Linked DNA regions of Homo sapiens: regions 1, 3 and 4 are each linked to region 2. The links are chromatin contacts, found by Hi-C in ENCODE. All regions are on one chromosome and are shown on one strand. The core of a region is the stretch at or near the end of the contact, and the rest is flanking DNA. Distances in the headings are between cores, read along the strand shown.

Evidence for each region. Hi-C counts contacts between places; a loop is a spot of excess contacts on that map. Pooled maps may share reads with other maps.
Region 1: a loop to region 2 is called in a map of CD8-positive, alpha-beta T cell, with 20 times the contacts of the local background. The contact joins the promoter of NAV2 here to the promoter of SERGEF in region 2. A Hi-C loop is called at or near these places in 4 of 168 maps with a recorded cell type or tissue (CD4-positive, alpha-beta memory T cell, CD8-positive, alpha-beta T cell and naive thymus-derived CD4-positive, alpha-beta T cell) and 10 of 50 pooled maps.
Region 3: a map of CD4-positive, alpha-beta T cell shows a loop between it and region 2 (4-fold over the local background). The contact joins the promoter of ZDHHC13 here to the promoter of SERGEF in region 2. A Hi-C loop is called at or near these places in 5 of 168 maps with a recorded cell type or tissue (CD4-positive, alpha-beta T cell, CD8-positive, alpha-beta T cell and naive thymus-derived CD4-positive, alpha-beta T cell), 2 of 37 single-sample maps with no recorded cell type and 11 of 50 pooled maps.
Region 4: a map of B cell shows a loop between it and region 2 (16-fold over the local background). The contact joins the promoter of E2F8 here to the promoter of SERGEF in region 2. A Hi-C loop is called at or near these places in 2 of 168 maps with a recorded cell type or tissue (B cell and naive thymus-derived CD4-positive, alpha-beta T cell), 4 of 37 single-sample maps with no recorded cell type and 15 of 50 pooled maps.

Annotation. Positions count from the first base shown.
Region 1 is chr11:19,711,251-19,714,121 of GRCh38, reverse strand. NAV2 (neuron navigator 2) reads right to left here and starts at 1,285. Exons shown (of 38, transcript NM_145117.5): 1 at 160-1,285. The coding sequence starts at 426. It overlaps LEISA1 (lncRNA enhancing IL-6/STAT3 signaling activation 1), which reads left to right. Exons shown (of 1, transcript NR_015384.2): 1 at 1-2,871. RefSeq lists silencers at 1,217-1,410, 1,051-1,580.
Region 2 is chr11:18,011,535-18,014,781 of GRCh38, reverse strand. It overlaps SERGEF (secretion regulating guanine nucleotide exchange factor), which reads left to right and starts at 1,735. Exons shown (of 11, transcript NM_012139.4): 1 at 1,735-1,831. The coding sequence starts at 1,772. RefSeq lists enhancers at 1,018-1,067, 2,426-2,942, 2,943-3,247 and a silencer at 1,448-2,067.
Region 3 is chr11:19,115,918-19,118,991 of GRCh38, reverse strand. ZDHHC13 (zDHHC palmitoyltransferase 13) reads right to left here and starts at 1,824. Exons shown (of 17, transcript NM_019028.3): 1 at 1,716-1,824. The coding sequence starts at 1,742. RefSeq lists silencers at 1,405-1,634, 1,725-1,804, 1,855-2,094.
Region 4 is chr11:19,239,381-19,242,343 of GRCh38, reverse strand. It overlaps E2F8 (E2F transcription factor 8), which reads left to right and starts at 1,399. Exons shown (of 13, transcript NM_024680.4): 1 at 1,399-1,796; 2 at 2,114-2,237. The coding sequence starts at 2,223. The region is part of intron 1 of CSRP3-AS1 (CSRP3 and E2F8 antisense RNA 1); the gene reads right to left. RefSeq lists enhancers at 1-194, 400-509 and a silencer at 630-1,329.

The DNA of each region.
Region 1 (2,871 bases), core at 36-2,535, 1.7 Mb before region 2:
TCCTCGCGCATCCCCCAACCTGCCGGCCTAAGGGGAATGGTTCCCTTCCCTGGCCACATGGTAGACCCTTCTCCCATCCAGCCCTTTCTCCCACACCATCCCGAAAGAACTATTCATCCATCCTTCCAGAACAGTACCCCGGCAAACGGCATCTCTCACCTGGGTATCGAACCCGTTTTCCACCGAGCCGCTCTTCCGCAGCGGGAGCCCCTCCCCCGCTGGCTCCTGCAGCCCCTGCAGCACCTGCGATTTCAGGGGGATCTGGCTAGGATAGGTGGTCTTGCTCACCTCCACCTTGCTTCCCAACTTCAGGTAGCAGGGCTGGGGGCCCGCCCGGGCCGGGGGCACGTGCAGGATGGGCGCGGCGCTGTGCACGGGTTTGGGCAGTCCCGACTTCATTTTGGAGGCGACCAGGATGGCCGGCATCTTCTCCCGGGGCTTGGGCTTTCCCAGCACGTCCCTGGCAGCGGCGGCGGGGGCGACCGCTAAAGGCAGCGCGGGTAGCAGAGCAGGCGCCGGGCCTTAGCCCACGAGGCGCCCACCACCAGCGGCTAAAAAAAAAATCCCCAGGTCGGGGAACTCGAAGCAATCGGGCGAGCGCGCCTTTGGGGTGCCGGGATGGGAATGGGGGACTGGCCACGGCGCTCAGCGGGTCCCACCTGGACGGATGCTGCCGCCGGGTCTCACACCTCTCCTGGGTGGCCTTTCAAGAGCTCTGGGCGCTCAGGGGCTGCCGCCTCTTGCAAATTTCCTCCTGGGAAACAGAGGCTTGGACGCCCATATTAACTTGTCACTGCATCTCCGAAGTGAGGAGGCCCCTTTGGAAGAGACAGAGGCGGCGGCGACCCACGAGTCCCGTTCCGGAGGCTACGGGTCTGAGCCGGCGAGAGAAAGAGCGAGCAGCCAAGGAAGGAAAGGAGACAGCAGCGAAGGAAGGAGAGAAGAAGGGCGCAAGGGTCCCAAGACGTCTCCACCGAGAGGCAGCTGCCACCCTGCTCGCGAGCACCGCAGTGTCACCCGCGACGCAGCAGAGGTGCGGCAAGAGCCCCCGAAAGGTCTCTCTTGGGGTGACAGTCACCGCTGCCCAGAAGGCCCCCGGACTGAGAGCACCTTAGCGCCTGCGGGTCTGCACATGCTCCGTGAGCTAGATAGAGGCAAGGCTGTGGCCGTGGGGCGCGGGCGCCGGGACGCGCGGCTGGCGGGCCGGGCAGGGCTGCGCTCGGGAGCGGCCGCCGCGCTTCCCGGGAAGGCTGCGCTGGCTGCGGGGCTCAGCGCAGGGGAGGACAGGCTGCTGCCGGCGCTGCTGCGGCGCGCGCTGACAGCCGGGGCCGCCCCGGCGCGCCCATTGGTCCACGGTGCGCCAATCAGCGGCCGCGGGTCTCACTGCAAAGAGGGTGTGGCCTAAACTCTGGCCGCCGCCGAAACTCTGGGGCCGCGCTTGGCCGCGAGTACAAAGCGGGCTGGTGGCCGCTTTGCGGCACTGCCCCGGCCGCGCGCCTCCCGGGGGGCCCACACCCCTGCGTTCCTGAAACCCTTCTTTTGAAAAATGCCCTTTCGAACGCAACCGTCCGCCCCAGAGCCACGCGGGCACGGCTCGAGGGAAGTTTGTTTCCTTTTTCAAATTGCTCCGGTCACCTTAACGGTTTGAGTCTTCCGGAGTCACGCCCGCAGCCTCGCTGCCCCCATCTGGCTTGGGCAGGGCCGAAGCTCGTCTCCCGCTTTAAGAGCGCGCCAGCCATTTCTCTGCCTGCTCTTCCAGGCCGGCTGGGCGGGGGGCCTCCCAACGGCTTCCTCTCCAGTTTTCAAAGGCTGCACATTTCACTTAACTATTTGAAGTATTTATAGGCAAATACAATACGCAGGGAAGCTTCCCGCCCCGAGACAGCTCCTCCACGCAACCTACCACAGACTCTGTAATTAGAGTGGCCTGAAGAAGCCGGGAGAGGCTCCATGACCCCGGCAGGCTCTGGCCAAACCTTGCTGCGTTTCATGGAGCCCCTCCCTGTCCGCGCCTGGGACGCACTGGCCCCAACAGGTTCCTCGACTCGAATTCGCTGTTTGGGTTGCTCTGTGGTTTCCTCGCTGACTGAAAGTGGATGAGAATAAGAAGGAAACTGAGAGATGATCAGGCAGGCCAGCCTTCGCGATTTATGAATGAGGAGCCTCCCACCCTGTAGAACTGCTTGGATTAGAAGTGGGCAAGTTATTTAAGCTTACATGCATGCTTATAAAGCTTCTGTTTTCACATGTAGTAAGGTGGAGGCTTGACGACATTTACCTAATGAGCTGTTGTTTGGATTAAATGAGATGGTTGGTGCATGGCAGTCATTTAGCACAAGTACCTGGCAATGTAAGAGACCAATAAAAGCTGGGCTTTATTTTCCCTGTTGTTAAATTACTGCTGCTTTCCCCCAAAGTCATCTCTGTTTATAAACTATTTGTCTTTCTTCTTTGTTTCCAGGACACTTTGTGCCCACCCTATAGCCTGATCTTCAGTGCTGATAGCATTGATTTAGAATAACTCAGATGCTATTAACTCTGTCCCCCTGGAATTCATGTTAAACCCGTAATCCCCAGTGTGATGGTATTAGGAGGTGGGGAACTTTAGGAGGTAATAAGGTCAAGACAGTGGAGCCCTCATGATAGGATTAGCACTCTTATTAGAAGAGACAGGAGAGAGATGCTTTCTTACTGCCTTGTGAGGACACAGAAGGCAGTCTTCTGTGGACCAGGAAGAGGGCCCTTACCAAGAATCTGATACCGTGTTGGCATCCTAGTCTCAGACTTCCAGCCTCTAGTACTGTAAGAAATAAATGTTTGTTGTTTAAGCCATCCTGTTTATGGTATTTTTGTTATAGTGGCCCAAAGTGA
Region 2 (3,247 bases), core at 486-2,985:
GGACAAGGTCTAAGACCATCCCCCAGCCAGTTTGCTCAGGTATGGGAAATACTCACATGGGAAATGGACAGTTTTTATTTTGAAAAACTGTGGGTGTGAAAGACCTCCCCAAAGCATCAGTTTGTCTTTGCTCAGCTATTAGAGCAGATATCCAGCCACAAGCCCTTGTATTTCTCAGAACGGATTGGACAGAAGCCTGTCTGGGTCCTAAATCTAGAGGGATGCATACCAAGCTCTCTCAGGGACCCAGGTAAAGTAACTTTCCTTAGACCTGAGATGGGTTGAGACCCACACCACATTGATAATTGTGGCCACATATCCTACTAGAATTCTCTCTGGCCTCTCAACCTTTTTCGTAGACTGAAAGTCATACACTGGTTTCTAGACAGTTGCTTTGCAAGACCTGCTTTGGTGGTCTTGAACCTTACTTTATGATATAGGAGTAACTGGCACTTGTTGCTCAGCCAAAACTGAGCGGTGAAGGATCCCATTTTTACATCCTGTTACACATGCTTCAAAGAAATGGTCAGCACAAAAAAGCCCACTCATAAGACAGTCAGTAAGCATGGTATAGCTCCTGCACATTCAGATCCCTAGAGAATGAAGAGCTGTTTTATCTCTCCAAAGTTTGCTTTTTTCTTGGTATGGTCATCGACGTTCTCCAGATGCCACAGGTTGGAGAGATAAAGGTGAGGGGCTGCCCTCAAGTGGTCTTACAGGCAGAAACTCCTAAAAGTGGATGGAGTGAAAGAACAGGAAAGGACAGTGTAAGAGCTCATTGGAGACACTTCCCAGAAGCCCAGGGGTGAAGGGCAGTGAGTGCTGGAGGCCCGTGTCAGCAGAGGGGCCAAGTGCTACCGAATGTGAATGTGGATGATCATCTTTAATGTGACCCTATGTGTTCTGTATTCCCGGTACGCGGTGCCATATTTTCCTTCAGATAAATTGAACTTAATTAACTCCCATCAGCAACACGACGCTGTCTGAGAAAAGCCATTTTATATGGAAATGTTCGTTGGGTGACGATTATCCAGTATTATTAATAGAATGAGCTCAGGGCCGTGCCCGGAGCGCCGAGGCTGCCCCGGCAGGAGTCGACGCTAACCAGCCTCCCCCATTCAGCGTCGCGAGGCGCGGGTTCCCGCTCCGTGCCAGGTGCAGAGGGCGACACCGGCGACGTGCCACTCCACTCGCCTCCCAAGGCGCCCCCTCAGATGTTTGCGAACGCACACCAAAGCGGGCTCAAGACAATTGCGCCTGAGACGCCGGGCAGGACCCTGCCCTACCCCTCAGGCTCCATTTCCTGTTCCCGCAAATGGTGATGCCATCGCTGCCCTGTCAGCCCCTCTGGGCTGTCGTGGGCCTCCAAGGAGACAAAAACGCGAAGGAGCTTTGTGAACTGTGGCGCGCAGTGCACCTGCATGAAACATGAAATTATGACTAAAAATAAAGAGTACGAGGGGGTAGGAGCGAGAGGCTGAGAGGCCCAGCGAGACAGGAGGCTGCGGGCGGAGACGCTGCGAGCGCCGCCGGGGCGGGCTGACTGGGAGGCGGCTCCGGGGCTGTCGTCCGGCCCCGCCCACCACTGATCCCCAGTGGCCCGAGGGCCCGGCCGCACCCTCTCTCCCGGCCTGCGGGCCGCTTCCCACCACAGACCCCGCCCCGCGCCCTACCCATCACGCGTCCCCGGTCCGGCTCCGGCGCTCACCTACCCCCGGCAGGCGCCGCCCCCGTGCCGTCCCTCCCGGAAGCGCCGGCGGAGCGTCCTCGCATGGAGCGCGAGCCCAGCGCCTCGGAGGCCGCCCCCGCGGCGGCCGCGCTCTTCGCCTGGGTACGTGACTCCGCCCCCGGGCCGGTGCAGGCCCTGAGGGGCGCCGAGATGTGGGAGCTGCTGGCCGCGGCGTGGGCAGTTCAGGGGCTGGGCGGCTGAGGTCCGAGCCGGGCTCTGGGTTGAAGGATCCTGGGCTGGGAGCGGAGGGGGAGCGGAGGAGGAGCGGGCGGGCGGGGAAGGAAGGGTCTTCGCGGTCGACTTAGGGGCCTGCCGGCTGGCGGGGTCAGGGCCGGAGGGGCTGTGGCGCCGCGGGAAGAACCTGCCTCGGGGCAGAGCGTCTGGTTCCGCGAGAGCCCTCCAGCCCGAATAGCGCCTGGAAGACAGCGCGGAGGGCTCGGTGGAGAGGATCGCCCGGTCCCAGAGCTCCGTGGGGCCACCTGTGCCCCCCACACTCCTGATGCCTGGAGGAGGGAGACCCTGTCCCAGCCTGGCGAAAGCATCCTTTAGATGTGAGGCCTGCGGTGTTTGGCCGCGCACAAGGCACAGACCCTGCCTATTTGCTGACACTCTGCTGTGACCGGTTCTTGCATGTGTTGGGGGAGTTGGGCTGCTGTTGGTTTGACGGGAGCATTGGGAGAGACAGGGTCATCTTGATGTGTGTCTGGGAGAGAGGAGGGTTCATGCACAGGAGCGTGGCAGGTGGCCGACCAGCATGCACGGGAACAAGCAGTCGCTGCGTCTTGTGCTTCTTCATAGCACGTATCACAATTGTAATGATGTGTATAATTTATTATTAACGTCAGTCTCTCTGGCTGGAAAGTAAGTGTGGTAAGAGTGGGTGCTGTGCCTGTCTTGTTCACGGTGCCTCTCTTGGTGTCTGGCACATTGTAGGTCCCCAGTAAATACTCGTTGACGAATGAATGAACGAGCATCTGTGTGCCTACCCATGTGCTGGTGTTGGGGAAATACACATGAGTGAAATACACGAGTGAAGGACTTCCAGCTCTTGTGTTGGGGGAGAGCAAAATTATAACCTGTATTGCTGTTAAAATCAGTATTAGTTGTCCAATTTTTAAAGAAGTAATGATCAGTACAAGGCGGCAATTGTTGAATGTGGGGCTGCAATTTGGCAGGAGGGAGAGCATGGCGTGACCTGCGGTAGTCTGGCTGGCTGGGCGTCTTTGAGGTGGCCCGGGAGCTGGGGGTGGAGTTGGGGATTGAATGTGTGCTGTCTCTGGCTTTTTCCAGGCAGGAGACTGGCGTCTGTGTGGACAGAGGAAACAGAAATATTGTTTCAGTACAGACAAAGCCGAATATTAAAGGTTGTAAAATATGTTTAATAGGTTGTTGACACCCTTCTGCTGTGTTTGGAGGACTGGTAGTGTGTTTTTCCTGCTGTATAATCTGAAACTGTGGGGGTGTGTTGGTCGGCTAGGGCTACCATAACAAAATACCACACAACAGAGGCTTAAACAA
Region 3 (3,074 bases), core at 575-3,074, 1.1 Mb before region 2:
TTGTTCACTAATTTATCACAGCACCTAAAACGGTGCCTGGCAGACATTCAAAACACATTTGCTGAATGAACGACTGAAGTCTTGGCTCTATCACTTAGCAGCTATTTGACTTGTAGCAAGTGATTCCAGTTTTCTGAGCCTCTGTTCTCATTTCTAAAATCAGAATAATCATTTCTCCCCACCTCAGAGGATTATAGTGAGGATCAAAAATGGGGAAGTATTTTGCAAACTGCAAAGCAGTATATATAGGTGAGGTCTTCACATTACTGAAAAAGTGAACAAGAGCAATTATTATTAACAACGACAATGATCTCTCTACCTTTCCCTACTAAATTCAACCACCAAATCATTCTCTCCCTCTCTATAGGCCATGGAACTGGGACAAGGCTAATCTTCCCTTCAGCATGAGAGAGTGAACTTTAAGCACTTGAAGCCTTCTGTAAATGAGTGGCAGTAATTAAGACATAATAGTTACTCCTACCAACTTTTCTTTGAGCCTCTCTGAGAAAAAGAATGAGGCGCTGTTTCCATGTGAAGATTCAACACCCTTTGGTAAAATCCAGTCTGCCTGAGAACTATTTTTTTTCTGTTAAAATTCAAGAATAACCAATAAGAACACCTTGACATTTCCCCAGACATCTTGTCCCTCACTTAAACCTACACAAGATCGTGCTGAAAGAAGGGAAAGGGAAAGCATGAGGAACACTCTCGGGACTGGAAAAACGTTTTTAGAGATCAGGTAATCCAATCATCCCAAACTGAGAATCTACCGCCTAACTGATTCCAGCTGAAGACAGCTTTAGTGTTCGTTCTCATCTGTATATGGGGATAATATCTTCTTAAGGATGCTTCAATTCTGGAATAAAATAATGCATATGAAAGCATCTGACATGGGTTATGCACTCACTAAAACTGGCTGAACCTGGAAATTCTGCATTTATTCAATAAATATTAAGTGAACGTCTACAATATACTAGTCAGTACTCTAGGCACTAGGAAAGGGCCATAAGCAAAAAGCACAAAAATCTTGTTTTCTTGGAGACAACATCTACCTCCTGTAACTTCTCCGACTGGCCCGCCTGGCTTCTTTGGACCTCCGTCTGGCTTTTATATAACACCTCCTCCACGGAATATTGTCCTTTGAGATTCTGCAGATCGCTGTGGTGTACCTCCCCTCTCCACGCCCCTTTCCTCCATCCTAAACAAGCAGCCTTAATTATTTCAAGGAGTAAGCAAGGATGCGGAAACAGGAGCGAAAACTGGACTGGGTGGGGTGAAGGCGGGTGCTAAGACGCCAGGGCTGAAAAAGAAATCAACAGAACCGCTCCGACTCCGGGCCAACGTCAAGACGGGCGGGTCCGAATCAGGTGTGTCACCTGACACCTCTCCCGGGAAGGGCCATCGTCCCCTCCCCAGGCCCACAGAGGTCCCCGCCGGGCTCCGGGTACCGGCCCCAGGGGGCGCCCTGGCCAGGGATGGAGGCTGGAGGGGCCGGCTCGGGCCCTCACCCCTCAGTCCTCGCCTTTTCTTCCCAGTCGCCTCAGAGACAATTTCCAGCATCGTTCGTGGTGTTTCCAGGCTCCCGCTTCCCAGACCTAGGCCCCGCCGCTCCCGAAACCCCCTCATCGAGCGGCCTCTCACCCACACCATCCTTTCCTCCACAGCTGCAGCCGCTCTCCCGGCCCCCAGGACAGCCACCGCCCGGCCGCACTCACCTGCGAGCCCAGCCCCGGCCCCTCCATCTCCCCAGGAGCCCACAGCGGCTGAGGCTACTAGGCAAGTAGCGACTGCCGCCAGCCCGCCAGCCCGCCTTGGGTCGCCTCTTCTCCCACTTCCTGCTGGCGCCCTCACCTCCGCCGCTGCGGTCCCCGCTCGTGCCCTGAGCCGTCAATCGGTCCCGGAGAACCAATCCCAGCCCTCCATCGGCTAGGGGCGGGACTTTCTCACCTCCTGGGAAGCCCGCTGTGAACAGCTCGCCAGAGGCTCCACCCCCGGCCCGCCCGTGCCGGTCGCTCCCCCAGCCCCAGCCCAGGACCGAGCGCCCCTCCCTGCCCCAGGTGCCACGGGCCCCAGATGTGCGTCCAGGGTCAGGATCAGACTGTTATTCCAACGTCAACCACCATCTATTGAGAGCAAATCTGGACTTGGCTACTTAATTGCTAAATGACCTTGTGAAAGTCTCTTATTTTACCTCAATTTTCTCATCTGTGAAATGAGGAAAATAAGGGTACCTACTTCATGGAATTATCAGGAGGATTAAATGAGAAAACGCATGTAAAGCCCCTCAGCCCGTGCGTTACATATAAAAAGGAATCAATAGATGTTAGCTATTTAAATGTTTTCCACTCCATTTGCGTGATCTTGGGCAAGTCACCTCTACCGCCTGAGGTTCTGTTTCCTCAAATGAAACAAAAAATGAGTTCTACGGCGCAGGCTAGAGGGGGAGTGGGCGAGAGCCTCCCACTTGAAGTGCACCTCCCCCCTGACCTCCACGACCCTTTGTGGAGGGCACTGGAGGAGCTGGCATTTAAGCCCTGTCCAGCTTGAAGGTCTATGAAGCAAGCATTAGGGATGGCTCCTTCCCTTGGGGCGTTCCAGTGGGGCAGTGGGGCTCTCCTACTTCAGCCCCGAGTAAACACTGGGGTTTTTCTAGCCCAGCACTTAACACAGTTCTTTGTAATGGTTCCTTAGATGTGTCTGTTGCCAAGTGGAACCAGATTAAGACCTTTAGAAGCTAATTTGAAAACGATCTGAAAACATTATGACTTCCTTATTTTATAAAAATAATACTAAATCATAAAATAAATAAATAGAAATCCAACAAAGTGCTGGGTTTTCCATGGAAAATATTGCTATGATACAATAAAATCGTAGATGTATTACTATTGCTTTAGTGTCTGTGTCCTTTGGGCACGTCAGCCCTGGCTTGCCCCCAAAAGCCCAAACCCTTTGAGGATAGGAACCATGTCAGATCCATCTCTGAACTCCCAGTGTCTAACACAGCACTGGGACATGGAAAATGCTCAGCACAATTTTAATGAATGATGGATGGATGGATGTACAGGCGTGTCATT
Region 4 (2,963 bases), core at 150-2,649, 1.2 Mb before region 2:
AGGACGAAGGATCGAAGTGTCTCCCCGACCCTGCTAGGGCTCTACAGGGAACCAGGCTAAAGCTGCCTGAGGCTCGGAGACCGGAAAAAGAGGGAAAGACAACAGGGAAGAGAAAGGGAGGAGTGGGTGGGAGACCCTGAGGAAAGACGGCGAGGACAGGGTTGGAGGGTTTTCCGCCTTCCTCCTCTTCCTCCTACACCTGAGTTCTCACCGCTGGGCCAAGGCCCAGAGCCCACGGAGCTTAGGCACCAGTAGCCAAGCTTCTCCCTCCTCGCGCCAGTTTCTGCGAGGCACGGGGCAGACGGTGGGCAGCACAATCATGCATGCCAGGGGTGCAAGGGGGAGAGGTCCGGCTGGAGTCCGAGGGCAGGTGAGCCGGCCTGGGGCTGGGCAGGGGTGAGATAGCCCCAAGCGGGGAATCGCAGGGCGCCTGCGGCCCAGCCCGCGAGCCCCGGACGGGCCAAATTTTATTCCCCAACTTTGAGCAAGGGGAGGGGGTGTATGCAAAAAAAAAAAAAAAGGAAAAAAAAGTTGCTGAACTTTTCCCCCAACTCTGCCGTAGAGGCGGGAGTGGAGGGCGGTGCCTGCACCGATTCGCCGGCGGCTACGGTCGGGAGGCTCGGATTGGCGCTCGGGGGCCGGGGCCGGGGCGAGCGGGCGTGGGGGAGGGGAGCGGCCCTCCCCGCCCGCGGTATCGGCTCGCGCCGGGAGCGGGTTAATTTCAAATCGGGGGCTTGGCTGCTCCTGGACGGTCACGCTCCCTCTGCCCGCCAGCCGGCCCGCCAGTCCCGGTCCCGGCGTCTCTCTCCGGCACCCACCTCGGCGCTGCGGAAAGACTGACTGCCAGGTACGCGGGCTCCCGGGCCTGAGAGGGGCAGCGGTGCTGACGAGTCCCGGCTCAGCCCCCGCCGGCTCCCGCCGTGAGGTGGACTGACAGGTCAGCGGGACGCAGAGGGGCGCGGCGCCCGGGCGACACGGCACCGGGAGAGGGCTCGGGAGGGTGGCGGCGGCGGCGGCGGCGGCCGTTTCCCGCCTCCCGCTTCGCCGGGGGCCGTGAGGGAGGAGCTGAGCTCCCGCGCAGAGGGGCGGGGGCGAACGAGGGGGAGGGGCGGGGTTGCCGTGGTTCCGGGCGCGGGTTTGCCCGCGCTCAGGCCCCGCGCAGCTAAGGGGAGGCGCCGGCCACGGTCCGACTTTCCGCGCCAAATTTTTAAATCGAAGGCGGAAGGTCCGGCCCCGCCCCTGGCGCCGTCGGCCAATCGCAGGCCCGCTTCCGGCCCTCTGATTGGTCGGGAATTGTTGTCCTGGAAACCACGATGATGCTGTCCGGGAACTGTCGGGACTGCGGCGGGCGGACAGGGCCTGGGGGAGGGGCCTTTGGCCGAAAGTTGGGGGAAGTGCACTGAGCGAGTGGCGGCCGGGGGACAGTACCTGCTTGCCTTATTGGGCAAATACAGCCTTCCAAGGTGGAGTCTAACGCCGTGGTGTGAACTGGCCACCCGAACAGGGAGTAAATAGTGCTTTGTATCTTTAAGGAAGCCCTTTTTTAAATTTAAAAAAAAAGTCTTAATTATAAGACTCTTTAAATGCCCAACTGCATACTTGGAGCTTTGGGACTGAATTTGGAACTTTCCTGTCAAGCGACCTCCCACGACTTTACTGCTGAGCCTGTGCACGTGTGTGTAAGGGGAGAAATCCAGGCATCTAGATGCAGACTTGTACCCAGTTACTTGGGGTCGCGTGCGCTCAGCTGGGACCTGGGCTCGTGCGCTTAGTCCGGAGCCCTGATCTGCGAACAGGTGGGTGCTTCCTAAAGTATTCGCTGGGGTCCGGAGAATGGCTCGCCTTTTCTACAGATGGGAGAGGGCTGTCACTAGAAATTCCGTGGGTTGCTTGAAGTCTTAGGACCGCCGATCCGTTTGCTGAAGGAATTTACTGGCATTTGTTGGCGTTCTCCGCTCAGTGGGGCGATCTCTGGTCGAGAATAAAATGTAAATCTAGTTTGTCATTTTTCGTTAGGCTTTGTTTCCGTAGCCTCTTGTCCGTGAAGGAATTTTCAACAGATCTTTTGGTTCTTGTTTTTCTCTAACTTTTTCTATTTCCTTTTTTCTTTAAGGATATTAAAACTTTTAGTACAATTGATTGGACTACTTGAACCATCGGGATTTGGGGAGGAACTCCAGATTTTTCATTTTTAAACTCTAAATGTATGAGGAATTTACAGAATGGAGAACGAAAAGGTACTTTATAACTTCAGTATTCATCATTGCAATTTTAAATTCAGTATCATCCTGATTTAACTCCATAATTTTTCCCTATCCAATGTGTTTTCTTAATGCCACAACCTTGGTTAGCCTCTGTAAAGACCTGGAAAAAATGAACCTTATCTTATAGTTTCAAAAATATATAGTTTAAAATATATACTAATTTAATTAATATAGTTTAAAAAATGAAAATTATCTTAAAAAGAAATTCAGTCTCCAATCATGTCAAATGCCCTTTCTGAATTCCAGTTGTTCAAGAATCCTCAGAAATGTTGTAATGAAACTAACAAATTTTATTATTCTTAAAAATACCTTTTCTCTCTTTATGTCTGAGACAGCTACCAAATCATTAAAAACTAGAAAGAGTGTAAAGGGGCAAACCTACCCCTCTTCAAAAATTCGTTAGTTTCATTACAACATTTCTGAGGATTCTTGAACAACTTGGAATTCAGAAAGGGCATTTGACATGTTTGGAGACTGAATTTCTTTTTAAGATAATTTTTTACCAAATTGGCAGCTTATTTATGGGGTCTGCAAAATGCTCTGTTTAGGGGGCAAACATTTTGTAAAATTACAAAAGAATTGTCTGTGGGGGGTGTCCAACTACTAATAGGTTTAAAAAAGTGAACTTACATGCATATTTCCTAATAGTTTTAGATGTTAGTCAAATAAGAGAATTACTATTGCTTCTGATAATCTGAG